Linked DNA regions of Homo sapiens: region 2 is linked to region 1. Evidence: read pairs that join two places in POLR2A ChIA-PET (ENCODE). Cell type or tissue: CD4-positive, alpha-beta T cell. All regions are shown on one strand. Links, peaks and the distances in the headings refer to the core of each region. The heading gives the core; the rest is flanking DNA.

What was found. Peaks named below come from ENCODE experiments on the same cell type or tissue, not always from the same donor. Only the 100,000 strongest peaks of a DNase experiment are listed, where the experiment ranks them.
Region 2: POLR2A ChIA-PET joins it to region 1 with 6 read pairs; 4 of 35 experiments call an interaction of 5 or more read pairs at or near these places.

The regions. Positions count from the first base shown.
Region 1 is chr3:102,076,033-102,081,373 of GRCh38, forward strand. No RefSeq gene overlaps it. Among named protein-coding and RNA genes, the nearest start is that of RDUR, 140 kb to the left of the region's middle. In CD4-positive, alpha-beta T cell, for the core only: no CTCF peak of the experiment used is centred there; a DNase peak (open chromatin) is centred at 3,029; H3K27ac peaks cover 2,890 bases.
Region 2 is chr3:102,018,555-102,023,895 of GRCh38, forward strand. No RefSeq gene overlaps it. Among named protein-coding and RNA genes, the nearest start is that of RDUR, 80 kb to the left of the region's middle. In CD4-positive, alpha-beta T cell, for the core only: no CTCF peak of the experiment used is centred there; a DNase peak (open chromatin) is centred at 197.

The DNA of each region.
Region 1 (5,341 bases), core at 216-5,215:
TGGGAAGTTGGGAAATTCCCTCCTACCACTGATAGCTTCCACCTCCTGCCACTTAGGCTAGATGTTTTATAGAGCCAGTGCCATTCTCTGGGCCAATCCACAGTGTGCCAAAACCACTTTGTTTCCTTCCCTGATGTGTCAAGATCTATTTTCTGTCTTTATATTAACATTAATTGTTTTAGTTTGTATTTTCAGCCACTTTCTTCTTGGGGACCTAATTATGAGTTCTTAGGGCCTGGGCCAGAGGAAAATTTGACTAACGGATATCACACCAAAAACCTGCTCTCCCTCCTAACACTGAAGCTTTATTAGAAGGCCAAGCTTTTATGTGAATGCCTGTCTTCTCTGAGGATAAGTGATTTTACAAGAGTTATTTTCAATTCCTCATGCCAGTCACCCTCCCTCCTCCCAGTCCCCTTAGGGCCACCTCAGCAGTCTTCCAGATGTTCTAAGGTAAATACTCCTGTGTTCTAGTTGAGAATCCTGCCACAGTTTCTCATGTAGGAGGATTTTTAGAGACTCTTTTTGTTTTTTTAAAGAAGACTTTTCCTCTAAAGAGTAGGAGGAAGACTGGGAAAAAAACATGAAATAATTATTACTTTTTTTTTTAAATTTTAGGGGCACAAATGGTTTTTGCTTAAATGGATGAATTGTATAGTGGCGAAGTCTGGGATTTTAGTGCACCTGTCACCTGAATAGTGTCCATTGTACCCAGTGTACCCAGTAGGTGGTTTTTCATCCCTCACCCCACCTCCCACTCTCCCCACTTCTAAGTCTTCAAGGTTCATCATACTACTCTGTATGCCTTTGCATACCCATAGCTTAGCTCCCACTTACAAATGAGAACATGTGGTATTTGGTTTTCTGTTCCTGAGTTACTTCCCTTAGGATAATGATCTCCTGTTTCATCCAAGTTGCTGCAAAAGACATTATTTATTTTTTATGGCTGAGTAGTATTCCATATGTATACCACGTTTTCTTTATCCACTTGGTTGGGGACTTAGGTTGATTCTACATCTTTGCAATTGTGCATTATGCTGTGATAAACATATGTGTGCAGGTGTCTTTTTTATATAATGGCTTTTCCTTTGGACAGATACCCAGTAGTGAGATTGCTGGATCGAATGGTAGACCTACTTTTAGTTCTTTAAGAAATCTCCATACTATTTTCCATAGAGGTTGTACTAATTTACATTCCCACCAACAGTGTATAAGTTTTCCCTTTTCATCACATCCACACCGACGTCTATTGCTTTTTGACTTTTTAATAATGGCCATTCTGGCTGGGGTATCTCATTATGGTTTAATTTGCATTCATTATGAAATGATTGTGATAATTCTGGATGTGAGAGAGTAGGGGGGATTTTAAGGAAGGGTCGGGGATGTGGGGACCTGAATATGGGCAGTGGTCATGGAAAGAAATGGGCAGATTCTAGAGGATTGATGAAAGAACAAACAAAGGTAATCAGTGACGACTGGAGAAACAGGACTTGAAGGTTGTCATGGATGATTCTGAGTTTTCTGGGAATTTGTGCCTCTAAAGTTGATTTGTCTGAATAGTAAAAATTGAAATCCCAAATCCTTAATGGAAGTTTTCAGAGTCCTGTACCCCTTGCCAGCCATCCTGCTTTAAAATGACTTGCTGTTCAAATTCTTCAGTGTCTCTTTCCTTTGCTTTCCTCTAAGCACCAGGCTTGTGCGTGAGAGGCTATAACTTGTCTTCTTTCCTTCATGTAGGTTGGTGATACAGACTTGCTGGTCCTCGTGAACGTGCTGGTGATTTGGACTCCAAGGGCAATCTGTCTGTCAGTTTTGACAGTATTGTCTAGTCTCAGTGAGAGATGGAAGGAAGACCACTGAGATTTCTCTGAGTCTGAAAATAGATACTCTTCTTAGCATTCAAATTTGCTTTGAAGGAGCATTCTTCACATGCCCATGGTCAGGAACAGTTTAAGTAGTGTTAGGATCCAAAAAGTTGATTGGATTTCCCCGCCTCTCTTCACAGTCTATATTTAGGCCCCAGCCTATCAAAAATATTTAAGAGGAGTATTTGGCATATTTCTGAAATGTTATTTTTGAAATATTATGCTGAGCATTTAAGCAAATGAACGACACAGGGACAGCTTTGGGCAATGCTATGAGTGGGTCTCCAGCACCCCTTTCTCTTCATTAGTGTTCTCAAGCTGATCTCTGGTTGCTTAGAGCTCTTCACAGAGGACTTCATCAGGACTGGCCTTCAAAATCCCTGCTGCTAAGCCTTTCCTTTCCCAGATCCCATATCAGATTGTCATGTTCCTAGAGGACTGAACATAGTCAGTGGTCTAATAAATAATAATGATAGATATGGTTTATTGAGTGCCTGGCATGGTGCTTTTCATACATTATCTCATTTTATTCTCACAACAGTTTTGGAAGTATTACTATCCCTCTTTACAAATGAGGAGAGACTGAAACACCAAGACTGTCATTAAGTTGGATAAACGTCATGCAGCTTGTAAGTGCCAGAGATAGAATAGGACCACAGGTCTCTCTCATAATGTACACGCCTGCTAATAATACTTTCAATCCCTTAATTCTGAGGAATGATTTCCAATGGGCATTTCAGGAATTAAGGCAAGCTCTCAGAGGCTCTATCGTTGATAAGGGCTTTATTTCAGTGGGGCCTTATTCTCTTAAACCTGCTTTTGAAGGAAGTAAGCTCTTTGCAAAGCTCTTGTTAGCAGAAAAAAACCACATGTCTTAATTCAAAATGTTATTTGAAATCTCACAATCTGTATTTTTAAAAATAATGGAAGGCAGGTGAACTGTTTGTCTTCAAAAGGTTTATTTTACACACCAACTCTTTACTGCCTCTCAATAAACGTTACTTAATTACAATGTGTTAAAAAGAATGAAGCAGAAGTATGGTCTGTAAAAATATTTGTTATCTTTTGCTTTTTTCGTTTCCTGATTCTGAGGAACTCTGAGCGGTTGTTTGTCAAACTGCTTTGTACCTGCCTGAGCACAAAGGCCCTTTTGCTGGGCTGGGCCCCATGCAGAATGGTGAAGTGGCTGAAGTTTGAAAAGCAGCACACTCCTCTCAGTGCTCCCAGCTTCCTCCTCTCCACTCATTTCCCTGCCTCTTTTATATTTTGTTCAAAATAAAATAAAATGCAAAGAAGACAAACTTTTCTCTTCCTCTCACTCAAGAAGGGATCTTCAGACACATTTTTATGTGATTGAAAGTAAATGTAATTTCCGGGTATTGACATTTTCAACTACATTTCGAATCACAAAACCGAAGATTATTTTTCCTGGTAGAAGGAATTCCAGGTTGAGAAACCTGAGGAGTGAGGTGTTGGGGAATGCCTGAAGAAAGAATTTGGCTAGGATGAGCAGAGTGTTCCTCCTCTTCTCCCCAAAGCAGACAGGCTTCATGAGAAAAGTCTTGAAGATAGCCATTGCTTTACTGATTTTTTTTCCTTGGTGGATTTTAGTAGTTCTGCTTTTTCAGATGATACTTCAGGCCATTTTTTTCACTGTGTGGCAGGAAAAAATAAAGAGGTTTCAAGGAAACAGAGCTGTCTTTTGCCCTGGGGCTTGTTGATCTGGGCAAGGTCTTTACCACCGAGTGCCCTTAAGGGAGGGAGGAATTAGTTCCTGCAACAGCGCTGATAAGGGTTTAGAGAGTGTTTCAAAGTTTACAAAACACATTCATGGAACAGTCAAGTGGAAAAGTTTTTTTAGACACATATAAAATATTATTAAAACTGAGTGCAAGTTATTTGGACTAGCCTTCATTTGGGACAGTCTCTCAAAAGCTGAATTATTCTTTTTTCTTCTGATGATAAAAATACTAATTGTAATGCAGAACAAGCTCTTTCCTCCATCTCCCCTTGTTGCCACTGCATGAGAGTAGCAGAGAGTAGTGCCTAAGTGGCAGTGATACATACATGATGGCTTGAATGGGGTGGCACAAAAAGCTTGTAGTATGATGCTGCCTGCCGTGTGGTGTTCCTGCCTAGTCAAGTCTTCCCCCTCCTACTTTCATTCTGGGCTGTGAGTTTTATACTAGTTTAAGCTAGCTCCTCATCTTTTGAAGCTCGTCATCTTTTTGAACCATGTGAGAAAGCCATCCCACACCATTGCTGTTGAACCTTTCTTCATGTGGAATTTGTTGAGACTTGAGGGCGCCCATCATACGGGGGACCATTATAAGCAAATCTCCCATGATTTTTCACCCTTGCGCTCCACGGTTACAGCCCACTTCTCATCACTCGTCATAATGTGATCCTCTCCCTTGATCCAACAAAATAAGCCAGTTTACAGCCTGAGCTTCCTACAATGAAGTTCACTGTCTAGTCTTACCTATTTTCACAGAACTTCTAATCAGCTTTTCAGGGTCTTAAATAAGTCACTCTATATGAATGAACAGCCAAAGCTGTCTAGATATTTGAGAAAACACTTTAATATGAAATGAACTCAGAGGAAGCAAAGACAATGTAGGAAAAAAAAACAAACTAAGATTCTCAGAGAGAGAAGATAATGAATCCATGGACATGAACAGGATACTATAAAAATGAAAAGAGAATAAAAAAGACCATCAAATATAAAAATGATGACAGTAGAAATTAAACATTAAACCAAAACATTGATACAGTTGTTGAGTAAATGTTACAGACTGACTTGTGTCCCCCCTCAAATTCATATATTGAAGTCTTTTTTTTTTTTTTTTTTTGAGGCGGAGTCTTGCTCTGTCACCAGGCTGGAGTGCAATGGTGCGATCTTGGCTCACTGCAAGCTCTGCCTGCCGGGTTCACGCCATTCTCCTGCCTCAGCCTCCCGAGTAGCTGGGACTACAGACGCCCGCCACCATGCCCAGCTAATTTTTTTTATTTTTGGTAGAGGCGGGGTTTCACCCTGTTAGCCAGGATGGTCTCGATCTCCTGACCTCGTGATCCACCTGCCTGGGCCTCCCAAAGTGCTGGAATTACAGGCGTGAGCCACCACACCTGGCCATATTGAAGTCTTAATCTCCAGTATTGGGAATGTGACTGTATTTGGGGATAGGGCTTTAAAGAGGTACTTAAGGTAAAATATGGCTCTTAAGGTAAGTCCTACTGGAATGTAACTGATATCCATTTAGGAAGAGGCGATTAATACTTATAGAGAGACATCAAGTATGTCCCTCACAGAAGGATGATCATGAAGAGGCAGCAAGAGGGCAGCTATCTGCAAGTGGAGAAAGGAGAACTTAGAGAAACCAGCTCTCCTGGCACCATGCTGTTGGACTTCTAGACTCCAGGACTCCCAGAATATACATTTCTCTTTTTAAAAATAGCCATTCTGTGGTATTTTGTTA
Region 2 (5,341 bases), core at 192-5,191, 58 kb before region 1:
ATACTTCTATATTTGAGTCCTTGTGGATGAACTGTAACCTAGCTTAATAGCCAGACAAGATTGAAAACCTAACTCAGGAGTATGCGCCTGTAACAATAACTGAGTCTTGGCCAATCTCAGCGGCCAGACTTCAGCCACTCACAGAATGCTAAGTGTTCACACTGTGTTCAAATAAGGGAAATGCCAACCTGTAACCTATCCAGCTGTTTCCGTACCTCACTGCCGACTTCTGTATGTCATTTCCCTTTTTATGTCTAAAAATCTTCTTCCATCACATGGCTATGCTGGAGTCTCTGTGAATCGGCTGTGATTCTGGGGGCTGCCCGATTTGCGAATCATTCATTGCTCAATTAAACTCCTTTAAATTTAATTTGGTTGAAGTTTTTCTTTTATCATTTGTAAGTTATCCATTTCTTATTGTTAGAATGAGAGTGACATCATTTTGGATTTTCTACATTCTAAGCTGAAGTGTCTACATTTTAAGCTGAAGTGGTGCTTTAATATGGCATTTGATGTCATTGAATTTGGAGAAAATTTCCTGTATTACTTATTTTAAAATATTGTCTTCTCCTTCTAGATTTCTTTTCATTGGATATTACTTTTTGTAGATTAATTCTCTAATTTTCTTATGTTTTCTTTTTTATTGTTCATCTCTTTTTTGTTCCTTCAAGAGCTTCTTGATTGACTTGTTCAATTATTCTACTGAATTTATATCAATTTAAAATGTGTAATTTCAGAAAGTTCTTTCTTGTTTCCTGACTGTTCCTTTTATAGTATACTTTTCATATATCATGAGTTCATTTCTTTTATATCTCTCTGAGAAATTAATATGCTTATTCTAAAATCTTTTTCTGCCTTCTGTATTGTCTGTCTTACCTATGTTTCTTTCTTTTCTGCTTGTTTTAGTTTCTTCATAATGAAGGTTTTGCTTAAGTGTCTAGTGATCCTTGTTGCCCACTCGTATTTAAGTCAAGCAATAAAAAGCTCATTGGAATATTTTCCATTGGAGAAGGGAACTCTGGTGACTCCCTCTGAAGGGTGATCAGGTATGAACAGCTTTTCTTTTGGGAGATTCCAAGATCCAGTGTCTGTAAGATCCTCTTGTAAGTGGTCAGTCTCTCTAGAGAAGAATTATCAACTCTTTGGTCTGAGAGGTGAGACCTGGCTCTTGGCATAAAGGTGAAATGGGAGCTGGTTACCCCCACTGTTTACTATGCATATTTTTGTTAGCTCTTGATCTTCTTATCTTCTGTGTTATAAGTCTAGATCTCTCAGGTTAAAATTTTCAGCAAAAATTCCTCAACTCTGTGAGATGAAGAGGAGGTAATTGCCTAGATTCTTCAGTTTGATAAAAGAATATGGCATTTAAATAGTCTATATACTTTAAACCAACTCTTTCATTCATGCCCGAGCTTTACACTTCTATTTTTTATGTCTGCTACCTCTGTGTCTCTTTGCTCAACTCACTAGAGGAAGATGCAATCTAAATACCTTTAGCATACACTAAGTTAGTTACTGCATCTTTATCCACTTTCCATCTTTTACAGCTCCATTGATATCAGGGATGATGTTGTCCTTTCCTTGTTCTTTTTTATTGTCCTATGGAACTATAGTATTTATGTTCTATACCTAACTGATCCTAGTTTTCTTTTAAGAACTTGAAATAGCATGACCGACACTATCTTCATTAGAACAGAATGAACTACAATATCAATTTTTCACTGTTTTGGTTCATTTTGTTCAGAGATCACCATGTAATTTCAAGTTCTGGCAATGTGGTACCTTGGAGAAAATCTAATATTGGCACTTGTAGGTTACTATAGGCATTTGTGTCTCAGTGGGCAGTGAGCTTGGTATCAGTGGCCAAAAGCTTATTACTTGGGGACTCTGGAAGAGCAACCATTGTTTGGCATGACCCAAACTAGGCATATCCATTGTGATCTTTTCCCAAATACAAGGTTCTCACTATGGGCTCAGATGAGGAAGAGGCAGGATTTCCAGTTCTTAGCACCACAGTGCTCTAGAAATACTCTAGGAGTGTGTGCCAAATTGAAAGAAATCTTACTCCAGTAATTCCTGGATTTTTGCTGGCTCTATTTCTCAAAGAATCACCTTGTCCTATCTGAACCATCCAATAGGATCCAGATGGCATTGCCTTACCCTCTCTCTGTATAATTCCCCTATTACACACCTCCCTTTCAGTAGTCATTAAAACCAATGAAGTTGTTTTTCAAAGATTCTTCATCAGTTCTTTTAAGGAGAAAGAGGATATTGAATACGGAACTTGCTATTGCTACATTGCTGCTACATTTGATTTTCCACTTGATATCTATGTCAGCTCTTTGGGCAGCCTCATCTGCTGCCTTTTAAAAATATAACTATTATATAAAAGAAAGTATGATATTAGTAGAAAACAACATTTAAAGAGGAAATGATGAAGAGAGAGAGGAAGTTGATGGGCATCAAAAGAATGGTGTCAGCAGTTTCATTTGAGAGTAGTATAATTAATGTTTTAAGCCCTTGAGATCACACAAAGAATCCAAAAGAGAAAAATCCCTTATCCATTTTTCTTCCTCTTCCTCGGATGGACACAAAATAATTCAGGAAGATTACTTCATAGTTTCTGGGTTAGGTTAGGATATAGGGGAAGAAATTTCAGTTATCATTTACTGTAACTGCGTTCAGGAAAAAAATTCTTAACAGCGTTGCTGTCTCCAAAACTGCTAGAATTTCTAGGTTAAACAAGGCCTAAATATTTCAGGGCATTTCACCAGTGACAAATTGAAGAATATACCTATAGGTAAAACAATTCTGGTATTTTCTTTCAGAGAGAAGATAGTAACTAAATATCTGAATCACAAAGATCTGTTACTGTTTCTGTGGGGAGAAAGTTTTCTTGATGTACTTTTGTTAAAGTAAAAATAGAAGTGCCTAGCTTCCTTCTCTTTTATAAAACAATATATTTAGCTGACAAATCCAACAAGCAACTAAAGCAAAACCAAACATAGAAGAATCATAAGAAGTATTTAGATTGTACTCCAAATAAAATTTCATGTCATCTCCATAAGAGTTTAGTCAGGAAAAAACTAAAAGCTGGCAATTTTACTGACATGTGCATCTCCAGGGGTCAGAAGCATAGCTATTCATTTTGAAATCATCAGGGTCTTGCACCATGTTTGGAATACAGTAGGTGTTAATGAATGTTTGAATAAATAAATGGATAAATAAACTGGAAACAAAAATACCTGGAACGGACCATTATAAGATAGTGTGCTTCCCCACAGTGACAGTAGGAAAGCTCTCATAGTCCTCATGGCCAAGTGAGAGCCTGATCATGCTGATGATCAGGGCCCAGGGTTCATTGTTTCCTGGCAGTTGCCACTAGCTCCATCCATCAATGGGCTAGAGAGCACATGATCTCCCTCCAACTAGCCCTTCCAGCTTTATCCTTCGGTATCCCCGACATGAACCCTCTCCTTTGGTCCAACTGTTCTACTCATTGTTTTCTGTACACCTTAACTCGCGTTCCTCTCTGTGCCTCTGTTCACATTGAACTTGGAATGTAGTCCTTTGCATTTCTGCTTATAATATTCTACCTATGTTAAATACCAAAATTCTTCTAGAAGACCTCTTACCCCCAGTCATCCTTATTTTAAGTAAGGCTGTCTTAGAGTACTTGTTATCTCTTCTACCACATAGCATTGATTATGGGCTCCCTTGTACTGTAGTTATTTCAGAAACTAAGGAATCTATCTCACATATCATTTTTCCCCTTCAGAAGCATTTAAATTTGATGAATTAACTGATTGATAAATTCGGCATCAAGTATTTATTATTTTTACCATGTAACATGCAGGCATCATGAAGAATGCAAAAGTAATTTGAATAATGATTATAGTCTACCAAGGGAGACAGGACACATAAAAGTTGCTGCAGTACAAAGTAAATCGTTAAAAAAATAATGACCCATATAAAACATTACAGGGTTAAGAGTGCTGATTCCAGGTTTGGGGATAACAGGAAAGTTTAATTAAAGAGGTGTTATTTTTGCTGGTTTTCAATGAAGAACAGGATAAAGACATGGAGAAGAGCATTCCAGGAAAAAGAAACACTTAAACCAACCGTGGGTCTGGAGTACGGAAGTGCTAGAATTTCTGGGAACAGAGAGCGAGAGAGTGGTTCAATTTGGTTTAGGTCTTGGATATTTGATGGAGTGTTTTAGGAAATAAAGGTAGAAAAAAGATCTGGGATATATTATACAATAAGAAGTTGTGACTTTTTTCTGCAGTCAAAGGCATTTGAGAAGGAAGTTATGAAGTCATGTTTGATCAGAGCTGTACCTTCAGATTAGATTAGCGTAAGTGAGAATATGCTTTAGAGAAAGAGAGGTACCAAAGGAGGAGTGGATTGCTCCAGTCTATACAGAAGTAATGAGAACAGGATAGTGGGAGTGGGAATTAAGAGGAGAGGATAGTTTTAAATAGAAAATCCAGATCTGATCAGCTGAATTGGGCATCAGAGTCAGACTTTAATCCTGAGCGACTGTATATGATTTGTTATAAAATAAACTGCAGAATACAGAATAAAATACATTTGTAAGGCAAAGTCTTACATTCAGTCATTGACAGAGTGAGGGTGAAGCATTATAGGGAAACCTAGGTGAACATGTCTCCCATAGCAATAAAAAATGTGGCAGAGACTGGAGGGCTGGAGATAGAGGGGTTGGGAACCATGTTTCTAAAAGTCATAGTTGAAGTCTTGATATTGAATGAGAGTGTCAAGGGAGAGAGTATAAACAAGAATAGGGAAGGGTTCCAAAGGCTTATCCCCTAGGAAAGCCTGAACTTAGGGGGTCAGGAGCAGAAAGGGGAGCCTGATAAGTAGGCAGCAATCAGGTTGTAGATGGAGGAGGAACACCAAGAGAGTGTTGTGTTATAAATGTCAACAGAAGAGGAGATTTTCAAGAAAGGGTCATCTGTTACATTAAATGTTGCAGAGCTGTAAAGGTGAAAGGGAATTTGGCTTGTTACTACATAATCCGATAATGACTTCTGATAGTCTAGCTTCAGTAAATTAGTAGAAGGCAAACACCAGATTACAAGGATTTAAGAATGTGTGGGGAATAAAGGAGTGGAGGCTGCAAAGTATTTGGAAAATTTGATGGTAAGGGGAGACTCAGTAAGGTAGTGATAAGGGTAAAGAGACCCAGGACAACATTTCAAGAAAGGAGGAAGATCCCCTCACCTTTTTGTGTGTGTTTGTTTTGTTTTGAGAAGGAAGAGACTATTGACAGGCTTAGCTGAAGGTGAAGATGCAAGAGACAAGAGTCAGCTGAAGACTG